3 separate regions of the Mus musculus genome follow, and all the other regions are linked to region 2. The links are chromatin loops, found by intact Hi-C in ENCODE. Cell type or tissue: heart. All regions are shown on one strand.

What was found. A loop is a pair of places that touch in the nucleus more often than their neighbours do. Peaks named below come from ENCODE experiments on the same cell type or tissue, not always from the same donor. Only the 100,000 strongest peaks of a DNase experiment are listed, where the experiment ranks them.
Region 1: a loop joins it to region 2, with 1.8 times the contacts of the local background. A loop is called at or near these places in 2 of 42 quality-filtered maps.
Region 3: it touches region 2 in a loop (1.9-fold over the local background); 2 of 42 quality-filtered maps call a loop at or near these places.

What each region holds. Positions count from the first base shown.
Region 1 is chr4:95,314,205-95,322,204 of GRCm38, reverse strand. No RefSeq gene overlaps it. Among named protein-coding and RNA genes, the nearest start is that of Gm32240, 110 kb to the right of the region's middle. RefSeq lists an enhancer at 3,471-4,676. In heart, no CTCF peak of the experiment used is centred here; DNase peaks (open chromatin) are centred at 2,934 and 4,184; H3K4me3 peaks cover 333 bases; H3K27ac peaks cover 2,143 bases.
Region 2 is chr4:95,381,522-95,389,521 of GRCm38, reverse strand. No RefSeq gene overlaps it. Among named protein-coding and RNA genes, the nearest start is that of Gm12707, 100 kb to the left of the region's middle. In heart, no CTCF peak of the experiment used is centred here; DNase peaks (open chromatin) are centred at 741 and 3,851; H3K27ac peaks cover 1,496 bases.
Region 3 is chr4:95,464,344-95,472,343 of GRCm38, reverse strand. It overlaps Gm830 (a long non-coding RNA gene), which reads left to right. Exons shown (of 3, transcript XR_376430.2): 2 at 3,098-3,294; 3 at 4,449-5,431. Among named protein-coding and RNA genes, the nearest start is that of Gm12707, 17 kb to the left of the region's middle. In heart, no CTCF peak of the experiment used is centred here; no DNase peak of the experiment used is centred here; H3K27ac peaks cover 642 bases.

The DNA.
Region 1 (8,000 bases), 67 kb after region 2:
CTCATGACCATTTTAACTACAGTTCCTGGGGACCTGAAGCTCTCTTCTGGCTTACACAGGCACCAGGAACACACATGGTACAAATACATCCATGCAAACAAACACTCATTCACATACAATAAAAATAAACTTTTTTAAAGGGCTCCTCTGGAAAAGAATTCACATTTAATTTGAAACACTCATGAGTTGCTCTCCTACACGAAGTGTCAAGTTACTGATTTTAGCTAATTTAGTATCCCTATATGTGAAGTCCTACTTATACTCTACCAGGTCAGCAAACAGAGCATTCCCAGAAAAAAAAAAGGGGGTGGGGAACTGAAGACAGGAGGGCCTCATGTAGATCACTGATACTTGTTGAAGGATAGTTGATCACACTGTAAACCTCAAGATTGTGTTATTTTTTTAAAAAAATGCTGTTTCTAGTTGTGTTATGGTTCAGCCTTGGCACACACCTTTAATCCTTCTGGGAAGAATACAGACGTGCCCTTATTACACACCTTTAACTCCAAACAATGAAAGTAAAGTTAGTTTATAGAAGGAAGCACCCATGTTTGAAAGTAATGTCTAATAGAGTGGCAGACAAAGTGATGAATCAGAGTAAAATTTGACAGAATAGGATACACCCAACTCTCAGGAGAAGAGAGAGGAAAGGGAGACTACTTAAGAAAGAACAGCGCAGAAAAAATAAAAAAATAAAAACAAGAGTGGGCAGTCAGTTTTACCAAGAGAGCTTTACAGAGACAGATTAAAGAGTGAAAAAGCTAAACACAGGTGAAGACAGAATGAGCCAGAGAATGAACCAGAGAATGAGAAGAAGCCAATAGAGTAGAATATATTGCCAAAGTTAGTGTGAGGTTAAGTAGACAAATCCATTCAGGAGAAGCAGAGAGAGAAAGAGAGAGAGAGAGAGAGAGAGAGAGAGAGAGAGAGAGAGAGAGAGAGAGAGAGAGAGAGAGCACAATTTGAATCTGTCAGCTTGGAGAGGAGTTTGAGTCAGAACAGCTGAGTTGGATCAGCCTGGCAGAGATCAGGAAGAATATGAAGAGGTGAGTTTATTCTGAAGTAAGTCTCAGAGGCTTAAAAACAGCCCAGGCCTAGATTAGATTGTATGGAGGCTAGAAGCATCCAGGACTAGGACTAGGTTATCAGATGATGCAGTAAGCCTCATAGACAACAATTACAACAGGAGATTAACAGTTATGTTTATACATATTGCTTGCATTACAGCAGAGATGCCCTACAAAGTGGACTTCCCCTCTACCAGGAAGAGTGGCCCTTGACTGTCTCCTAAATGTGTGTCATGGCTTTTCAAGTTGACCCCCCCCCCTAAAGCTCTACCACCTATAGGTGTTCAAGGCTCCACCACCTGCCTTCTCCAGCCTCCAAAGGTGTTAAATGCTAGAATCAAGTAACTGCTTGCTTCTCATCAATGCCTCTGTACTGCTAGTTTTATGTCTGTTCGACATAAGCTAGACTCATTCGGGAAGAGGGAACCTCAGCTGAGAAAATATCCCCATCAGATTGTCTTACAAATAACAGTATGGAGCCTTGTCTTTATTGATGATTAATGAGGGAGGGCTCTGCTCAGTGGAGCCAGTGCAGTCCCTGGGCTGGTGGTCCCAGGATTAAATAAAGCATGCTGAGCAAGCCACTAAGAAGCCCTCCTCCATGCTTTCGGCTTCAGTTCTTACTTCCAGGCTCTTGCCTTGTGTTCCAGTCCTGACTTTTGTTACATCTCAAGCCCAGAACAAAAGGCTAAAGTGCCTACCCAATATATCAAAGCAAACCTGGCCACCAGGCTCTCCCTATATCCCTCATCCAGTACCTGGTACAAGTTATGGCTGCCATATCCTTCCATCTAACCTAAGCCCTAGCCCTTCCCCCCAGCTGCTCTTTCCTATATAATTCAATCTTTTAGTTACCTCGACTTTTCATTTACCCTTTACCTTCTTGGCCTCTTGGTCTTGATCTCCCCTCCCCACACCTTCTCTCCATGTGGCCTGGCCCAGGTCATAACTACTCTGGAATCTCCCAGATGTCCCTGTTCCTGGCTATGTCTCCCTTTTATCTATAATAAACTTTCTCCTCTGCCATACCTAGGTGTAGTCATGTCCTTTCCCTTTTTTATTTTTTTATTTTTTATTTTTCTATTCAACTCCCTTTGACAATGGGCTGTGACATGGAACTGTAACCTTGAAATAAATTATTTCCTGCCCAAGTTACTTTCAGTTACGACATTTTATTACATCAATAGAAACCCTAACTAAGACAGCAGAGATGCCCTGCAAAGTAGACTCCCCTCCTCTCCCAGGACTCAGGCCTCTCTGCCCTTCAGTGGATAGAGAGGTCATCTATCAAATCTCATGGACAGTCTTCAGTTTGGCCTGTTCTTGTCCACCTGAGATATTGCACAGCAGTGATCTCCCTTGGAGGTATACTGCCCAGAGTGAAGCTAGCAAAATTGTCAAAAAGTTTGATGAGAGGTAGGGAGAGGGAAAAGGAGAAGGGAAGGGAGAAGCAAAGGAATTTGAGTCATATTTTCTATTGGTACTAATAGCAGAAGTCAAGCATTACTATTCCAATTACAAGGGTTGAGTGACTTGTTCAGGACACAGAGCCATCTCGAAGGGGAAGCTCAGGACAGACAGATAGATCCAGAACTCAAACTCCAGGCTTGATTGCAAGCCGAATCTCTTCATAGCACCACATTGCCAGGCTGGTGTTCTCTAAGGGCCAGGTACAGATGAAGATGGCTAGTGCTGGGAGAGTAGGCACAGTGGTCTCCCACTACAAGGAAGGGCTAGCTAGGTAGCAGGCAAGAAAGGCATCCTTGTCTACAGTGTTGACGGGGCCTTTACAGTCCAGTCAGTGCTTACTCATCCTCCAGCTGGGAAGGGATGCACTCCTCCCCCAGAGGGTCAGATAAGGGTGAGAAAGTTTCTGTAGAATTGGTCTGAAGAAGAATCGGGAACCTGGAAACACTAGCCTGATTGGTACCGTGCAAGTCTAGGCTTGGATCCCAGCCCTGCCTGTGACCCTGAGCTAGTTCATGAACTTGTCTGTTTTCAGTTTGCTGATAATCCTATCCGCCTTGACAAACTTTCCTGTCCCCTCTCTCATTCCTTTTCAGGACGGCCGTGTTGTACCCAGGAGTAATCTTTAACAAATGTGAAACTAATAAGTCAGGACTCGTACACTACTGAATTAGTTTTCAGTAAATAAACCCCATTCATTTCTCATTGAACTTGAGACTAAATCCTCCATCATTCTGTGATCTCCTGTGTCTCAAGTGACCTGTTCCCTCTCTACTTCTCTACCTCACAACCCACTTCACAGACATTCTTCCAGCCCTACTGTCTCAGAGCACCCCTCCCCCACTCAAAGAGCCTTCATGTCCCAAAGCTTTCTCCTTTGCCAGCCCCTCCTTTCTCCTGGTGAGTGCTAATCATTTGCATGTCTCAGCTTCTCCTCTGAAAAGCAAACTGCCTCACACACTATTGAAACTCAATCACTGCTTTGCAGTTTCTTGCTACTCTGTATTTTCTTTCAAAGTATGAAGCAACACTTGCAGCCATGCATCTGAGCGTGTGATTCCTTGATCATGGTTATCTCCATAAGCTGTCAATCCTTTGAGAACAAGGTGTGAGCCTCGTTTGATCCATTCTGTCTAACTTGGAGCCATTCCAGTGCCCCGTTTATATTAGTTTACAAGCTCAAGAGATGCATGGGATATTGAACACTGGTGGCTGAAGGATATGTTAAGAATATTGAGGACCTTTAGGAGATCTTTGCAGCTCTGTCCCTGCTGTTACCCCCTCAATGGATATAGTCAGACTATAGTTCTCAGAAGTGGGTACAGCTCCTCCTTCCCCCCATTAAGAAATTCTGACACGGACCCTTAGGGGTTCACTGAAAGCAGTCACTGTGCCTGTGGAGCCAAGCTGAGCAGATCAGATGGCAGACCCTAGTACCCAGGGGATCAGGAATAACCTAGCAGGGAGTTTGGAAGGTGCTGGAGAGCCAGCCCCTTGGGTCTCATCAGACTGAGCCCTCCCTGTCTCTCCCGCCCCCTGCAGAAAGCTGCTCTGCCTGGTCCAATGCCAACTGGGCTGCTGCTTGTTTTGTTGTATGTGCTGCTAGGCAACTGGCCTGTTTTTGCTTATTTACCTCCCCTGGGCCATTTCACAACACTTAGTAATAGGCCTTGCTCTCTCTGGTGCACATCTGGTTTACATTAGCCTGTCAGAGCCCCTTTGCAAGGAGAGCTTGCCCTTCTCTCAGTGGTGACCAGCGAAGGCTCCCAGGACCCAGGCTGCTCCTGGGCGTTGATCACTCACCCAGTCCCCAGGGGCCTCCACCCTGCAACCTCCTACATGGTTTTCAACACTTTACACATTTACAAGCCCATTGAGGAGGAACTTTGGGAGGAGAAAGGCGAGGGAGGGTTCAGGACTATAAGAGCAGGAATTAAAGTTAGAGAGCATGCCATCAGAGTGCCTGAGCCCCAACAATGCCCTTGTTGACTCACAGAGAGGGACAGTTGCCTCACCCAGGACACAGGGACTCAAACCTTCCCACCAAGACCACCTAGCATTAAAAAAATTGTGGTTTCTGTGAAGGGTCAGTTGAGAATCAAAACTTTGATAAATGCCATTTCAAGACAGAAAAAGAATAAAAGTTTTTTGTTTTGCTTTTTTTTTTAACCTGTCTACATAGGATTCATTGCAAAGCAGGGTTAGCCAAAAATGAATAAGAAGGACCAAGATCAAATTCAGGGCACTTCTCTGGTCTCTTTTGCTCCACTGATCTGGCAAGCATGGTCTACTCAGAAGGTAGCCCACAGCCTTCACAATGACATTCAAGGCACTTTAGGTCTGGGCCTTATTACTTCTCTGACCTCATCATCCTCCCATCCATCCCTGCTTCCGTAGGGTATACCATGAAAAAGAGTGAAGTTTTCTATTATATGGAAGCACTGAGCAGCTGTGCACAGCTCTGAGAACAGAGCAAGGACTGGGCTACCACTCCACTTCTCTATCAGTCTAGACCACTGCATAGTAAACAAAGTGCTTGAGGTCATGAACTCATATTCAGTGCTGTGTTTTAGGGTTTCTACTGTTTCAGCTTGCAACTTTCAGATCATACTCCATCACTGAGGGAACTCAAGACAGGAACCTGAAGGCATACTGCTTACCAGCTTGCTCCCTATAGCTTGCTCAGCTCCTTTTCTTATACAACTAAGGACCACTTGCCCAGGGTTGGCACTACCCACAATAGGTTAGATCCTCTGACATCAGTCATTAGTCAAGAAAATGTCCAACAGACCTGCCTACAAGCTAGTCTGACAGAGATATTTTCTCAATTAAGATTCCTTCTTCCAAGATATGTCTAGGTTTGTGTCAAGTTAGTAAAAACCAACTAGCACACTCTGATAGCACTAAACACCACCACCACCACCCCATTCGCCAAGAGCTTATACATGGAACAGTGTTGTACATGGATTAGACTTAATAATATGTAATGAATAAATGACTATGTCTGGTTTTCTTCTCAGCTCTCTTACATGGAATTTTCTATACTAACCTTTCTCTTACAAGATAAAATGCTCATCTGTCATGTTAGACTATAAGTCCTCATGCGTATCCCTTCTCTCAGTGCTAGTTCATGGTGACCCCATACATCTCTGGACAGAGAACTTAGTTCTTTCTCCACTTAGAACACCCTTCCCCATCCAACTCTGCCTCCCCAAACCTCCCCCATGGATTTGACCTGTCCCTTCTCATGCCAGAAAGTCATCTCAGCAATTGCCCAATGCTTATCTCTGGTTTTCAGAAACAGTAGTTAATCCATCCAGGCTATTACAATACTGATCAATGATAGACAGGACACTGGAGAGCCAGCTGTATGGCCATAAAGAGCAACAAGCTATGGCCTCCATTCTTGAGGATTCTCAATATATTGAGTATTCTTTGGATTCATTTTGTCAGTTGTTGACCTTGGATGTAGAGGTCTTGCAGTTCAAGAGTATGGGAATTTTGCCTGCATGTATATCTGTGTATCACATGTACACCTGGTGCGACAAGTTGGAAGAGAGTGCCACATCCTCTGGAACTAGAGTTTCAAATGGTTGAGAGCTACAACATGAGTGCTGAGAACTGGACCAGGGTCCTCTGCAAGAGCGACTAGTTCTGTTAACCACTGAGCTACCTCTTCAACACCAGTAGTTCAAAAGTATGGGAAGAGGCAACAGCAAAATCTTAATGAGTGTTTCCTTTTACAGTTCTATCATCCCATTTCCCACCCAGAGGGGAAACACTGTCCATGTGGTTTCTTACAACAAAATCCAGGATGACCAATAGTCCTAAATTCTATTACATCACACAATCCCTGCTAAACTCCAGTCCTGCCCCTGCTTGCTTCCTAAGCATCTCAGTCCTCCGCCTCTCTCCCCCTACACAGTCCTAATCCCTAGCCTTGATGCCTCATCACAGGCTCTTCTTTTTTCTTCTTTCTTCCTTTTTTTGTATTTTTAGTTATTTTATCTATTTACATTTCAAATATTCCCCTTCCCAGTTTCCCCTTTGCAGCTATAAGGGTACTCCCACCCCACCCCCTCTAGCATCCCCCTATGCTGGGGCATCAAGCCTCCACTGGACCAAGGGCCCTCCCTCCCATTGATGCCGGATAAGGCCATCCTCTGCTACATATGTAGCTGGGGTCACGAAACATGAGAATTACATACATATTCACATGTGTACACACACACACACACACACCCCTCATAAAAATACCATTGGAAACCATAGTATGCAATCAAAAGATCAGTAAGGTTAAAAACAAACAAATAAACATGAGATGAAAAAATACTCAAAAGAGTTCATTTTATGTTAGCCATATGATGTGAGCATAGGAACTAAACTTAAGTGTGGTTTGTATACCCAGAGAGAGTCTTTTAAAGATACTACTTTTTTGTTTGGCAAGCAGTTATTAATTGGAGATAGTTTCTTGGTATGCTGACTAATTTTATGTAAATTTGACATAAGCTAGAGTCTTCTGAGAGGAGGGAACCACAATTGAGAAAATACCTCTATATGATTGGGCTATCATGTACAAGTCTGTACACTATTTTCTTAAATAATTGTGGATGTGGCCATCCATTGGCTTGAGGTCCTGGGTTCTAAAAGAAATCAGGCTGAGCAAGCTCTGGGGAGCAAGCCAGTAAGAAGCACCACTCCATGGTCCCTGTATCAGCTTCTGCATCTAGGTTCTGCCTTGTTTGAAGTCCTGTCCTGACTTCCTTCAGTTATAGACTATGGATGTGGAAGTATAAATCAAATAAAACTCCACCCAAAATTGCTTTTGGTCATAGTGATTTATCATAGTAACAGTAACCCAAACTAAGACAGGGATGGGAGCTTGTGCCCATTTCTCCATCTCAGCATAGGACCCCATCTAGTTTGGACCTATTCAGACCCTGGGCATGCTATCACAGTTTCTGTAACTTCACATATGCATCAGCCCTGTTACACCTGAAAGGCACTGTTTTCCTGCTATCATCCATTCCCTCTGGCTTTTTTACAATCTTTCTACTTCCTTTTCCGCATAGTGTGTTGAGCCCCAAAAGGAAGGATTTAATGACTACATCTCATTTAAGATTGAGTGTTTTATGCTTCAATCTCACTTGGGAGGGAGAAGAAATCAATCACAGGAGGCAGAGAGAGGGAGAAGCCTCAATGGGGGGGGGGGGGAGAGGAAATATGATCATGTATGGGAGCGTGGAACAGCAGAGAAGCCCCGAGGGCCAGCAGAAAGAATTGAAACAGGCAACCTGAGGGGGAGGGGGAGGGGGAGAGGAAGGAAGACTCTAGAAAGCACCAGAGACTTGAGCTGTTAGAGACTCTCAGAACTCAAAGGAAGGTACCTTAGATGAAATTCCCAACAGTGGGGAGAGGGAACTTGTAGAGTTCACCTCCAGTAGAACAACAGGGCATCAAGTGGAC
Region 2 (8,000 bases):
TCTGCTCTGAACTTTTCCAGATACCTCTGGATATTTTCTCTCCCCTACCCACAACAAAAACCTTTTCCTCAATGGGGTGGCCAGGTAGGCAGTTTCTTTAGTGTGCCCCCTTGAGTACATCTGGTGCTGAAATCTACGAGGGAGACAAATGGACCCCTTTTCCAAAGGCCCTAGCTTCTCTTAACTGAACCAAGCTGCTGAGTTGATTCTCTTAGGGTATGGATCGTTTATCTCTTCTGGTTTCTACCCTCCATATTTGACCCTAAATTCTAGAGTTCACTTTTTCAGCCACTTCTTGTACACCTGCTCTAACCACTCAGATGTCTTCTCCTATTCACTGTGTCTTTTCAGCCTGTCTGCCTCCTGGTGCTTCCTACACTGTCCTGGTCACCTATCATGTGTAAAGAGTCTGTCTCTTGTTGACTTGCTGGATTTTGCTGTGTGCTTCTGTACTGTGATTCAGGCTATGTCTCTGCTGAGGCCCTTTCCCCTCTCCCTTTGTTGGAATCCTTCTGATGGAGAGTCTGTTTGTTTGCAACCCTTTTCCCAAGCCTCTCTCACCTCCCCTTCCCTCTGCTCCTCAAGGATGTCTTCTTTCCTGCTTGCTCTGTCTCTTCACTCCTAGAATTTACTTTCCTTTCTTGCTTGCTTTGTGGAGCCCAAATGCCTCTTACTAGACCACTCACTGGCATTCTCTAATCTTTTTCCTCTTTGGCTGCACACTTCATTAAAGCCTTGCCGTCTTCCTGCAAACATCTTGGCCTCAGTTCAGCTCAATGGTCAAAAACAGGGCACACCCAATTTCCAAATTCTTGCAGATTGTAACATTTGCCACTGCTGAAGCAAATGCTCCTCCAAATACCTTCTCTCTACGCTTCTCTGCTCTCCAGTCTTGAAACTCTCTTATCTCTAAGCTTTCTTTCCTCTCTACTCTCAAAACGTCTCTTACAACCACTGCTTAAACTGTCTGGATCTCAGGATTTTTAAGTTTATTCCATATGATTAAAATATCTATAAAATCTGTAATGAAAAGCTAACTTAAAATTTTTAAGAGAAATGGTTGATAGTTTAAAAAAATCTTTACACAGATAATCTTAATTTAGAGCAGCATGCTTGTACGTAACACAGATTCAACTTCTGTTTAAAAACTAGATTTGCTATAGCAAACGATTTACACATACCTTGGACTCAATTCTTGTTTATATAAAATAGAACATACTAATAACTTATATCTAACGATTAAAGTTTATACATTCCTAAGGTCTACTCAAGGTAGCAGAAACTAACATGAAGGTATATGTATAGCATCTTTGTATTGCTTTTCTATGTTAAATTTTAGCTATTTAGATAAATTGCATCACACTAAAACTATCAAATATGCTGTAATGGTATGCTATAAAAGGATTGGGAAAATAAAGTACTCGATCTCTCTGTGAACTGTATTTATAGTTTAAAGTTTTCTTTTGATGCTAAAGGATCTTCAGTTGAATCTTCAAATTTTAATAGGAATAAAACTGTAAAATCCTAATCTTATAAAAACAAGTAACTTATTGTAAACTGGTAAAGATAACTAAGGCATTTAAGTTAATGGTCAGTCAACTTATAAATGATCAAATTCCTCAATGTGCTCAGAACTATGCTTTGCAGTCATGCTAAATACAAATATAAAATTCATCTATTGGGATAAACTTTAACCTTCTGTATATGTTGTCAATGTTAAGCCTAAAGCAAGTAACTAAAACAAAGTAAAGTTTGCTTAAAGTCAGCTATACTTAATAAATTAGATGATGGCTCTCAAACTACTCAGAGATCTGATGAATATGACATTGAAGGTATTTAATAAACAGACTTCCCCTAATAGAAATAGTAGCTTCTGGTAGCAGCAGCTAAGTCTACCTCCAAAAGAAGACAGGCAGCAACAGACTCCACCTGGAGTTTGCTTTGAGTGTAGTAACATTGAGTACTAAGTAAAAGACTATATCGTGCCTCGCCTGCCTACTGTCTGGCCCTTCCCAAACTATAGACACTACTGGGCAGACTGCTCCTCTGCCTCCTCAAGGTAGGGCAATCCCAAAAGTTTTTTCTCCACAGAAAAAAATCTCTCAGAGCTTCTGGGTCTGGTGCCTGAAAGCTGACGCTGCTCTGTGTGGCATTTAAAAACTTAGTACTGTCCTTTGAGGTGGCAGATGACTGACAAACAAAGCCATCAAGATCACCATGGAGGATCCCAGGCTGTCTGTCCAGATAGGGAGTAAGTCTGCCGTTAAAAAAAAATATCAATCCTTTGTGAATTTCATATCATACGCTACAGTCCTATTCACCTCCCTGTCCCTTCCTATCCTCTCTCCACCCTTGGAACATCCCCCTTCAAAAGAAAAACAAAAACAACAAACAACAGAAAACAAACAAACATCATGGAGGCTTTAATGTGTCACAGTGTGTGCCATTGTACACCCTTTGCAAATATTCATCACAGTGAGTCACTGGTCTGGATCGAAGCCTCCATTATCAATACCGGATCGTCACTGGGACTCCTCTCTGATATCCTCTTGCTGCCCTGTGTCATGGAGATTCTTTAGCTTTATATCTATGGGACAGCTCCTTCTTTTGTTCCATAAGTTCATAGCTGAAGTAGCTGCTGAGGTGGGCCAACTCAAAGCCCTGGATCTGGGACTGGGTGAAAGCTGAGTTGGTTAACCCCCCAGCTCTCCCATACCTACACCACCAGAGCAAGCTCTCCAACACTGGCTAGCTCACCCAATGCCACAGCTAGCAATGGGCAGGGTTGGCTTTCCTGCTCTCATGCCCTTGGGCCGGCTCCACTGAGCTACCCAATGAGGTGTCTCTGTTGTTCTTAATTAATACAGCGGCCACTTGGTTTGTACTTTTTGCTCAAATGTATTTATTTTTCTCAGATCTTTGTGATGGTAATGGTGGCAAGCCCTAGCTTCATCAGTTTGGCAACAACAGCTGACTTACCTGGCTCCTCCCACCAAGGCTGCATCTAGCTGGCCAACCCATTTCCTAAATGCTTTGCTTCCCTTAGAGCTACAAGGTCTCCTGCTGAGAAAAGCAAACTCAGAGGCAAGTTTATCTTACTGACAGGCTTCACACTGCAAAAGATAAACTCTCAAAACAGGTTCCATGAAAGACAGAAATCAAGCTACCATGCTGCTGTTATTGACTAAAAATTTACTTTTTACTGTTTCTTTTTAAAGATAGAACTTGCTTTTCCAGGGACTGCTTTTAGTATTCAAGCATCTGTGCCTCACAGAAAATGACTGAACGCTTCCAGATTTGTGGGGGAGGGGAATGTTGAAAGTCTAGGTAAGTCATGAAGGCCTGAGGAAAGGGATCTAAGGTTAAGTTAAAAGAAAAAATGAGACTTAAAGGTGATACATGATGTTAAGGCTTCAAAATGCAAAGTTTAACATTACTCACTGGGGTTCTGTTAGGTTATTAATCTACTCTAAGCAATTGTTATGATGGTCACTCGCCCCAAAAATTTAAATTTCCTTTGGTTGTTTTCTAAATATAGACTTAAAAGTACCTCTTGTGCTAAAAACATCTCTGTCCAGTCTATATATAGCCTCAAGCTCTTCTTCCTCTTTGTTCTCTTTCCTGCTGAGAAATTTCTGTCATGTTACAAAAAAAAAAAAGAAATGTTTATGCTACTATTCTGTTGATAGCGTTTCAGCCTTGTTTTGCTATGGCTCCGATCCAGACGTCTGCTGTCACTGTTTACAGACACGTATTAACTTCTTTCTCCACAATGACGATTGCAGTGCAGATCACAGACCTTTGTCCCCAGTCTGTATCTGTCCCAGCAGATTTCCAGTCAGCTGACACCATCCAGGAACCCAAAGGCAGCCCCGATGACTGCTCTGAAATGGCCTACACTTTGCCAGCCCCAAGTTATCCTGCCGAAGAAGCCCTCTACCTGGTGAGCCTGTCCAGTCCAGTGAAAGAGAACTTGCTTGCAAAGTACAGCTTCCAAGGGCCGACTCCAAGGCTATCCTCCGGTGTTCCTTGGGCCCTTAGCACCTACAATTCCTGCTCCCTAATTTCGACTCATATTCTAGCCTTCCTAGACTTTCCTACCTCTGACCATGGCCCTGCCCAGCGGAGAAGCAGTTATAGAAGGGAGGGACCTGTTGCACTTTATCATCAACAAAAGGCTGGAATGTTAGGTCTCAGGCAATCCAAGTATGCAGAAATGAGCTCAGTGGCCTATAGAAGGATTTGTGAAGGGTAGATAAAAGCCAGCATTCCTGGGGATCTTGCAAAACTGATTTTGATCTGCCAAAATAAATCATTTTCCTTAGCTCTTGCAGATGGGACATATGGCTACCTGTGGTGCCAATCAGCATATCAAAGTGCATGCTGGCCATCAGGCTTCCTCAGTATCACAAGTACATGTCTCACCTTTCCTAGTCTATGCTAGCATCCTGCCCTTCCCTCCCTCCCCTCCAGCTACTTCTCCTCCACTCTCTCCATCTCTATTCCTACACTTGCTACTCTCTATCCCCCAACTATCTCTCTCCCTATTTCTTGCTATCCTCTTGCTCTCTCAATATGCTTTGTTCTCTAACTCTTGCTTTCATCTCCTGTATACTTTCTTGCTTCCCTATCTCTGGTCATGTCCAGTCTCTTTCTCTCTGCTCTGGACTCTCCCAAATGCCTCTAGATATTTTCCATTAAAAACCTTTTCCCTAATGTAACAGTCATGTAGGCCGTCTCTTTACTGTACAGTCATGTAAGCCGTCTCTTTACTGTACTCCCTTGCGTACACTTATCACATGTAAGCATGTGAAATGTATGTTTTTCTTAGTCTGGCTGGAAGGGTGAAGTTAGTTACAACTTCAGCCTACACCTGTTGGAAGGACTGGATGGGTCCATGCACACAAACCATTTAGTGCTAGCGCCCAGCTCAGGAATACCATCAGCTTGTCAAATGAAGGGAAGGATAATCAGTGAGCAATGACGCTTTAGATGCTGCAAATGAGCTTCAAACTTTAGTATCTATGGGATTGGTCAGGAGCTTATCAAAACGAAGACCTTGCTTTTCAGAGATGTGGCTCATTACATCTAGGATGGAAGTGGCCCAAATTTATTTTTCATAGTTTACTGATCACTACAGTCTGTAAATTTTGTCGCATTGCTGTCTTCCTGAACCTATATATTGGTCCCTGGCCAATTATAGATTTTCAAGAAGAGGGGACTGGACCTATAGTCTCACTGTTTCCAGTACAAAGAAGTCAGAACTGGGGATTCTGAAATGTGTCTGGAGCCTCCCTACAGAAAATCTCAACATCAGGGGACTGGAGAGATCTCTCAGTGGTTAAGCACACTGACTAGTCTTCCAAAAATTGTGAGTTTAATTCCCAGCAACCACATGGTGGCTCACAACCATCCATAGTGGAATCTGATGCCCTTTTCTGGTGTGTATGAAGACAGTGACGGCATACTTACATAAAACTAAATAGGTCTAAAGAACAAAGCAACCCTCAACATTATAGCCACCATTGTCTTGTGCAGAATGTCCCACAGCTGCAACCTTGTTGTCTTCCTCAACAGCATCAACATGTAAGTGATGTATTACATAAAAGTGGCCTTATCTGCTCTCATCCTCACAACACCTCCATGAGGGAGGAAACTGAGGCTCGGAGTTTGTGTCTGAAGTCATGAAGCAAACAAGCAGTCCTTTAGGCTGCAATGTAGGCATTGAGAATTGCCAAGTCTGAGCACCTCCCTGAAGCTCAGCAGACAGACAGAGGAGAACCAGGGAGGAGCGGCACTCTTGGCCTGCTGGGGCAGGTAAGCTACAGGATCTGGTGTATGTGTGCCTGCGTGTGTGTGTATTGCCAGGAAATTCCTGATTATAGGTCACTGCACAAAACGGAGATTTTTTTCCTTATACGCAGATACTATAAATATAGGCTCTTAAATCACCCTGACTTCATCTCTAACCAATCAGTCCCTGCCAGTTTGCATGCTATACATGTATGCATGACTCAAAGGACCCTCGGGCAGAGGGTGGGTTAAAAACCAATCAGACAATACTAATTTTCATAAATGGGAACTCCTTGTCTTCTCTGTTGGCTGTTCAGCTAATCGTGAGTCATGAATTTCCTTTTTAGGGTAACATTTACCATAGGGCATGGCTGGTCCTAGGGTTTACGTAATATCCATTTACTGATGGGAAACATGTTCTTAAAGCATTACCTAATGATAGATTTTATCTGATAAATAGTCCTCTGGATTAAACAAAAAAAATGTTGAGGAAAAGCTGTGAGAGATAGTAAAGGACAGAAAGGTGAAGGGAAATACGCCATGGTTTGAGGCAGGTTAAAGGGTGCTTGTCTAGATCTGGGTACAGAAAAAAATTCCTCTTAATAATAGAACATAGACAGGGATGGAGACTAAGGATAGGGAATGGAGGGCATGAGGATGAGCCCAGGAAAGAGTTAGTGATGTAATGCAGGTACCCTGCCACATCTTTATCATAGTGTTAGCATCCCTTCCTCTAGTTAATGATTATTTTTGTGTTTTAGTGATTTTCTCAGTTTCCCATTTCTTCTGAGAACTCTGGTTCACTCTTAGTGCTTTTTCCTTTCTCAGGTTCCAGCCAGAAGAGAAAAGCCACAGAGGTCACTGGTCCTACAGGGTCCATGCTTATCCCCACTCCCTATTTATACCACAAAAGTTCCATTTATATGAGCCTCAATGTCTTCATCTATAAAATGAACGTCATTGTGGTTTTCTCATCTGAAAAGTTGTTGAGGGGGCTGGAGATGTGGCACAGCAGTTAAGAGCACAGACTGTTCTCCCAAAGGTCCTGAGTTCAAATCCCAGCAACCACATGGTGGCTCACACTATTGGAAACATTTTTTAAATTATGTGATTTCACACTTCCTACATCCTTCCCCCCCACACACACACAAATATTGAGGCAGAGTCTCACTATGTAACCCTAGAATAGACCAGGCTGGCCTTAAACCTGCAGAGAATTGCCTGCATCTGGCTCCAAAGTATAGAATTAAAGGCATACACTACCACTTTCAGGTAGATTTCTCTTTATTCATATGTATGCATCTCTCTCTCTCTCCCTCTCTCTCTCTCTCTCTCTCTCTCTCTCTCTCTCTCTCTCTCTCTCTCTCTCTCTCTCTCTGTGTGTGTGTGTGTGTGTGTGTGTGTGTGTGTGTGTGTGTGCTATGTGTATACAAGTGCCTGTGGATGTTGAAAGAGGGCATCCCTCAGAGTTTGAGCCACCAGATATGGATGCTAGGAACTCAACCAAGGTCCTCTGGAAGAGCACAAACCACTCTTATCCACTGATGAGAACTAACCAGTCTTATCCACTGATGAGAACTAACCAGTCTTATCCACTGATGAACACTAACCACTCTTATTCACTGAGTCATCACTTCAGGCCCCCAAACCCAGATGTATATCTTTTCTAGACAGGCTGTAATCATCTGCCATCTACCTGTCAAGTGCTCCATCACCTTTGAGAATGTACTTCCCATGCGGGACTATCCTTTACGCTTTCTCTGCTGACATACCATTATTCCCCCACGACATATTATATAGATCAATTTACGACCAGAGAAGACAATCTAAGAACAACCTTACAGGTTATTTCAGCCTCTCAACTCTCATAGCTATGACTCATTTGACCTACAAAGCAATTGTTGGCTAAATGATTTTGACAGTCCAATATAAGTCTCACCCTCTTGAACGTCTAAGAGCTCATACCAGTAAAATCTAACAACACAGCCTCTGTCCTTCCTCAAGTTGCCTCCACCTTCTGGTACCCTCTCTAGTCTGCCTCATCTTCTGGCTAACCTTGCCTGAGTCTTCTTTTTATTAGATATTTTCTTCATTTACATTTCAAATGCTATCCCGAAAGCCCCTTATACCCTCCCCCCGCCCTGCTCCCCAATCCACCCATTCCCGCTTCCTGGCCCTGGCATTCCCCTGTACTGGGGCATATAATC
Region 3 (8,000 bases), 83 kb before region 2:
ACCCAAGACACACGAAAAGCTTCTGCCTTGAAAGTGGAGGCCGTACATAAAGCTCACAGAGCTAACAGTTTTTCCATGTTATTAAGAGTGGTCCCTTCAAATAACCCTGCAATTTTCCCCCTTTCTAAAGTCAAGCTTTCTCTTCATCCTCTGAATGTGGATCAGAATTATAATGTATAAATTGTGAGGGAAGTGACTCACTGTGACGTCTGAGGTTAGGCTTTGAGAAGGCTGTCATCCCTGTGGCACAATTTTTGGACTGATTTCCAATGAAAATCAGATCCTGTGTTGGGAAGGGACTCAAGAAATCATGCAGAAGTTTACATGGGAAGAATACAGCCAGCACCTGAGTATTAGCAATGGAAAGCTATTGGAAGCAGACCATCCAGCTTCAATTAAGTCTTCAGATGAAAACATGTTGGTTGACATCTTGGCTGTTAGCTTCACGAGGCACCCAAGCCAGAACCACTCAGCCCAGCTGCCTTTAAATCCATGACTCACTGGAGATAATAAATGTTATTTCAAGTTTTAAAAAATATATATTTAAATATTATTTTCCATTTAATTTACAATAATTATACACATTTAGGTGGCGCAATGTGATATTTCAATATATGTAGTAAAGAATAATGGAATAAAGCTAAGTAGCATGTTTATTATCTCAGTTTTGTGGCAACATTTAAAGTCCTCTAATCTGTTTTGATTTATGCATATATAATTAGTTATAACACCATAATATACACTAGATTACCAGCAATCTTTCCCTCCTATTGGCCTGATAATTAGTACCACTTGGGCAACATCTCTTCTTTTCTCCTCTACTTCACACCATTTCCTAAGCATCAATTAGATTGAACACTGCAAGGTATCTCAAGACATGAGAGGAAAAAAGGAGAGACTCTAGCATAGAGAAACTTGACATCTGCTCTTCTACTTAAAGGTTGTTGTACGGAAGGCATGTGTTAAACTTTCTGACATTCCCATTTTTAATTTTTCACATGACATGATGTTGGTAGAATATATAAGATACAATTTGCCTATAAGTTTCAGTTTCCTCATTTCCCACCAATTTCATATTCAACCAAAACATGACCTTTTCAAGAAACAGTTTTCAGCTGACACTGAGTACCACAAAATCAGTACCAAAAATTTTGATGACTGTGGTGGTTTGAATAGGAATGGCCCCCATAGACTCATGTGTTTGAATACTTGGTCCTATAGGCAGTGGCACAATTAGGAGGTATAGCCTTGTTAGAGGAAATGTGTCAGTAGGAAGTAGACTTTGAGGTCTCAGATGTTCAAGCCATACCCAGTGTGGTATTCTCTTTCCACTGCCTGCTGGTCAGATCCAGATGTAGAACTCTCAGCTACTTCTCTAGCTCCATGTCTACATGCATTTCACCATGCTTTCTGGCATGACAATAATGGACTAAACCTCTGAACTGTAAGCCAGTCCTAATTAAAGGTTTTCCTAAATAAGAGTTGCCGTGGTCATGGTGTCTCTTCACAGTCATAAAACCCTAGAACCATCTCCCTAGAAGGAAAGACCTAAGAGCTATTTTCCTGAAGCTGCCTTTGAGCATGCTTCCACAGAAACACGATTGATTTTTAAGTCTATCACAGAGGATTAGACTTGAAATGAGATTTATGAATTTTCTTCCAGCATTGTAAGCATAATTTGTGGGACAGTGGACCATGCCAGGAAACTTGGTATGTTTGAGTGGGTTCAGAGTCCCCAGCACCCAAGCACCCACCTGAGATGGTAGACAGCTCCCTGTTCCTACTAGATTCCTGGCCTGGAACATGTGCCACACTTCCATCATAGGAAACATAGCCTGTGGTCACGTAGCCCAAAACAGAGTTCTCCATGCTAATGAGATATCTAGAGGCCCTGTAGGTTTAGCCAATAAGCTCCCCTTCCTGGACATTCCTCCATGGAAAAGGTACTTAATCTCTGGTGAACTCTGAGGAGGTGGCATGCACCTATTTTCTATGATGAACAATTGATCAACAGTTTGGAACCGAGGACTGTCTCTTCCATTAAAAACCTCCATGGGAAGCATGGAGAAGGCCCTTGCCTATAGAGCTGGAAGCCTAAGTCACCTGCAGAAGGCCCCTTGCACTCCCAGAAACTGCTGCTAATCTAAAGACAATCATAAATGAGCTAAGCCAGAGTTCCCCATTCCCCCATCCCCAGACTCATTTTCGTTGGGCTGAAGCCCCCAACTCCATTTCCAACTCCATGTGACCCAGCTGTGCCTGGATGTCTAGGAGTTTGGGAGCTCCCAGCCCCATGTTCATCATCACAGGCCCCAGGGACACCTGATCCTCTATTCCTGATTCTTCTGTGTGGTTTTCCAGCACTGTATGCCCTGGAATCAGAGAACTCCAGCTTTGGCCTTCTACATCCTAGGCTCTGTTTTTCCACCCTCTGCATGGTATATTCACTCTCCAGCACAGCATCAGACAACATCAGCTCAGGGATAAATGCAGTCTAGAACTCCACATTTTGTTGGCACAGCACCCTAGCAGAGAGGCAAAACTTGGACCCACACATAATGGCCTTGAATTATTTGAAATATATCTTTACATAGTTCTATTCTTTGTTTTTCACTTTCAATACAAGTAGACAAGAAATAAACTATTCCTTATCACATCATGTATATTGTGTGTATATATTCCTCATCACATCATGTATATTGTGTAGACACTCATAAGTGTCTCCATTCTTTTTTTAATCAGTATTTTGAAAACTCAAAACAAAAATCTTCTATACCATTTTGTTTCATTCATGGTATGCCTCTCTGCATTGATTTAACTGTCATTTGACTTAAAGCTAAATAAACAGGCTTAGAGAGGCAAATGTGAATGATACCAGGTTCTGTTGGTTAAAGGTAACAGAACTGGAACAAAGCTAGTTATGTAAGTAAGTAAACTAAGCCATCATAAAATGCAGGGCTGACTTAGGACTACCAAGGTCACAAGTGAGCTCCATGAGGAATAGGGGAACTAGAGAAGAGGACACTATAGGAAACCCAGCAATGCTGTGCTTTTCTCTGATTGCTGATGGGATGTCTTGATCTCTTTTTCTCTTCAGACTGGCTTTATGAGCTAGTAGATATTAGAGGAAGAACTGAAAACTCCAGAGCTTCTAGTTCCATATCTTCTTAGGCCAACCACCGAAGAGATTGATCTTCTACCCACAGTGTTTGGATTCCCCAGGAGCACAGATGGGATTCTGGGAAGACCAGTGTGATGAGTTAAAGGCCTTCCAGGGTCCAGTCACACATGGCGGTAAGTGTGCTTACAAAGTATGGACACTACTACAGGGAACTCAGTTCTATATAGAAAAGTCACAAGCAACTGATGGACATCTAATGGAGACATAGGTCACAAAGAATCTTTCCTTATCTATTTCCAACACTGAAGTGGATGAGGCAAGTTTACTATGATATTCTCTTCCCTTGGGCTCTGGTTTCTCCCCTAAGGTCAACTTCTGTGGGCACTCACAGTGGAGCAGAGATGACCATTCTTCTAACTGGCCTCTGCAGGCAGCCTCAGACGGTTAGCACTATAAATTAATTATTAGAGATCTCCCTGATTTGTCCTCATAGTGAGATAGTTCTACCTCTCCAGAAACTGCCCTCAGGTTTTGAAGTTTCTCTGGAGGAAGAATGTACATTTCCAAACATGGTCCCCCTTTTATTTTCTGAAAATGTTTCCAGACTTGCTGTGGATACTTGAAACTGAAAATATGAGGATAGCATGGAACTCTGTTCCACTAAGTTTTCCCACATATGCACACCCATGGCTATGTTTAATTTGCATATTAGTTGTGAAATGAACTTAATAAAAACTAATAATAAAATAAAATTATAACAAATACAAAGTTATGTTAATATAGTCTCCCCATTCTAATACCTTGTTGTCTTAGACTTCTCATTTGATTTGAGATGAAACTTTTAAAAAGCGCACTATCATGTTTCTTTGACATAGTCAAATTCCCAGCCTTGCTACTCTTGGGCTCTGGAGCATTAGATAAAAGAAGTGTTACTTATACACAGGCCTTCAAAACTGTGGCTATCAATCTGGTATTTGTAATCAAAGGGTGGGAAGTCATTGGTGCTGATGGAAATATGATGAGCAAAGAAATGGTCATATTCTGCTAGGACAAATTCCATGATCCTGCTCAGAATTCGTTGTAATTAAAGCTTATGAGTTATTTGCTTCTGGAAGTTTCTATTTAGTATTTCTAGTCTTTAGTTGGCCCTTGCTCAGTGAAAACAAAGGCATAGATAAGGAGACTTGGCTCAGTTTAATCAACAGCATCTAAGAGGGAGTGGCTCTGTCCAAGTATAAGCAGATATATAAGGAGCTAGTCCAAGCTTTAGCCATGAAGAGTGTCATTTCCCAAACACTGAATGCTTCTTTTATTTGATCTTCTATAGAAGAGCTGTATCTTCTCTGAAATGGCCTCCAGTGATATAAAACATGGAAGAGATGGAACACTGAGAAAACAACTCAACAGAGGTTCTCTCTTGAAAGTACTCCTAAGAGGTGAATGTGGTGAGCAGATACTATGGCTCAGCATTCCTCAGAAACCTGTGACGTGTGCTTCTGTCTACCAAGACAGCCACTTCCCTATCTCCCCATGCCTCTGTCTAATAAGACATCTCCTATCAAGATGTATCTATTGTGTGCAGCAAAGCCACCAGCCTCTTTTAGCCTACCAGCCCACTTCCCTGCTAGCCTAAATGCCTAGGCTCTTGCAGTTTGCAGGTCCTAGGCACCTGCTACCTTTATAATCCGAGAGCTACCCCCAATGAGTTTTTTTTCTCTCTGCTCTCAAGAAATCAGTCTGCCATGGCAGCTTTGAATTCCCCACATGCCTGTAGCTATTCTCTCTCTAGATATCTAGGACAAAACCTTCTCCCATCCATGGACCAGTCTAGTTCAGTGGTTTTACTATGCCCTCATAAGCAAGAGTATAGTGAAACAGCACACTGAGTGCCAAGGCTGCCTGGAAGGTCAGAGAGAAGAGCAAAACATGAGAAAACCAAGAGGATTTTATATGACCGTCAGCAGGGTGGTGGGTCTTTGAACTGATACAAGTTCCATCAGGACTTGATTGAACCTGATTGACCAAGATCTAGATAACTTTGCTAAAGTTAACTGACCTTTGAGGGTAGCTTAAGGGAGATTCCTGTAAACAGAAATTTAATCTTACCAGGTGAGAATAAGACCACTACCATAATTTCCAGAGCAAGCTTTATTAAAGCTCAGAATCTTAAATAACAAAGCTGGCCAGGAAGATGGATACCAACCAGTTCCATACCTGAGATTCACAGAGTGTCACTGAGAATTACTTTAGTCAGGTACTTGTCAAGGCAAAACCCACAAGGCTACACACTTCCTGCCAACATCCAATCTAGGACAAGCATACATCCTGATGTACTTCCTGCCTATATACTGCCTGCCTACTTGCTATGTAACACATCCTGTGCAGTTGGGACAACCAACCTTGTTTATTGAAGTGGAAACACCCGGCTTGTTATCTTCCATGAACAGTTCCCAGCATTCCAGGAAGTTATCTGTCTTTGGGCAAGTGGGACTTACAGGTTAGAGGCATTTGCTTCAAAGATCTCTTAAACACAGTCATTTAAAACGTAAAAGATAACTTTAGCCCTCACAAAACCTGCCCTTAGGCCTTTGTTTACCCAATAACGTTTCTGTTTACCATTTTGGGGGGCTGCTACAGACATTGTTGGCCTTTTGCTTTGGTCCCTGTTCAACCTGCACCCAGACAGTGTAGAGGTCATGCTGGAGGAGAGAGAGAGAGAGAGAGAGAGAGAGAGAGAGAGAGAGAGAGAGAGAGAGAGAGAGAGCCCGATGTCTCTGTTCTCACACCTGATAGTGGAATAATAATCTACAGGGAGAACCAGGCACTGAGGACTCTCTCTGTGGTTGGTCCTGTGCATACCCTCTCTGAACGATGGAGGGAAGAAAAAGAAGAAGATGTTTTTAATGGCATTTTTCTTTATAAAGGTTGCTTTAGGGAGCCAAGTATTAATCAAGTGCTTCATTGTCCGAGGGCTATGTGGTAAACTCCCTTGTTTTCAACAGATGTTGAAGCAGTCTGAGCCAGAATTCAGGAAAACTGCTCTCCCTCCATACCCACCCTAGCCCCAGGGGCTGTGATAAAATTGATTAAACTAGATTCAGGTCAAGCCCCTGGGCTCTGGTGACCTCACAGAAAGCTCAGACTTCACTGCATCTGAAACAGACATGGTGCCTGCAGAGACAGGGATGAGAACCCCCTATTGAGTTGGCAGAAGCTATCCACAGGGAAGTCCAGGTACTAAGAGCTAAGTTGTTGCTCTTGGGATGAATGAACTGTATCGCTATGTTTATTTCCTGGACAAAGTCACAGTCACTCTACAGCACTCCTGTAAATATGGTCCTTATTTAGGACTAAAATGTCCATTGGTGCAACATCCTTGCTTTGGACCTTTTTTGTGGTAGTGTTTTCCCTATAGCCACAATGAATGAGATGTCTCACCTCCAGAAATGGTTTGTGTTTAACAAACCATACTAGTTGTCACATCCAAGAGCTATCCAGGAATAGGACAGCCATTCTCTGTGGTCTCAGTTAAAGACATACAAGCCTTAAGGAGCTGTGTACTCAAGTAAATCTAAGCTCTGGAGTCAAAGAGCTAGGTCCAACTTCATGAGCCTTGGCAAATTCCTTGAAGACTGGGTTTCCAATGTAAAGTAGAGCTAGCATCACATACTGGAGAGGACTTTTATGAGGCTAAGTGAAGAAAAAATGTTTGACCTTTGACTGGTCAGCTTTCCTTTCTGCTGTTAAGGTAGGATAGAAGAATGTGATAGAGTCCACAGAATGTCAACTTTATATCTGGACTGGAGATGCTCTGGTGCCAAATGCAATTCTTCTTTCCAGTCCACTGTTTTCTAGCACCAGGCCTTCAAACAATGAACAGCCCCAGAAGTTTGCCAATGGCAGGATCTAACCAACTCTCCAATACTGTTTTCTGGAAAGAGCCTTTCTCTGCTCTTATGAGCATCTTGAAGCCTGAAATTACTGCGTTGACATACCATACCTGAAATTAGCCTGCTCACTCCAATTCTAGGGACAAAACTTAGGGCCTCTTGTATGCTGGGCAAATACTGAACTGCTGAGCTACATCCTAGTGCCCCTCCAATCTTGTTCTCCTTGTTGTTAGCATCAGCACAGCAGTGTGGTAGAGGGATGGTGTACTGGTTGGTTTTATGTGTCAACTTGACAAAAGCCGGGTTATCACAGAAAAAAGGATCCTTCCTTGAGGAAATACCTCTATGAGATCCAGCTGTAAGGCATTTTCTCAATTAGTGGTCAAGTGTGGGAGGGACCACTGATGGTGGTGCTATCCCTGGGCTGGTAGTCCTGGGTTCTCTAAGAAAGCAAGCTGAGCAAGCCAGGGAAAGCAAGCCAGTATGTACCATCCCTCCGTGGCCTCTGCATCAGCTCTTGCTTCCTGACCTGCTTGAGTTCCAGTCCTGACTTCCTTTAGTGATGAGCAGCAATGTGGAAGTGTAAGCTGAATAAATCCCTTCCTCCCCAACTTGCTTCTTGGTCATGATGTTTTGTGCAGGAATAGAAACCCTGACTAAGACAGATGGAAAAGATCGTACTGGCTGAGGCTTTCTCATGGTTCAGCCACTGCACAGATGGCATATCTGTGAAAACTTCAAGATACTTCTATAAGGCAATGTGATTCCTGCTTCTGCAGACAGAAGCCCAGAGAGGTTAAATACCTTTTCTTATGTTACACAAGTGGCACAAAATAGGACAGTCATTTGAAATGTAGAGATATAGTCTCCAACCTGATGCTAATTCTCTCTTTGCATGTGGATCCCAAAACTGTTAGTACTGACGGAGGATAATTTTAAGTTTGAGATCAGTTGTAGCCTGACACTGAGACTCTTTCTCAAAAAAGCAA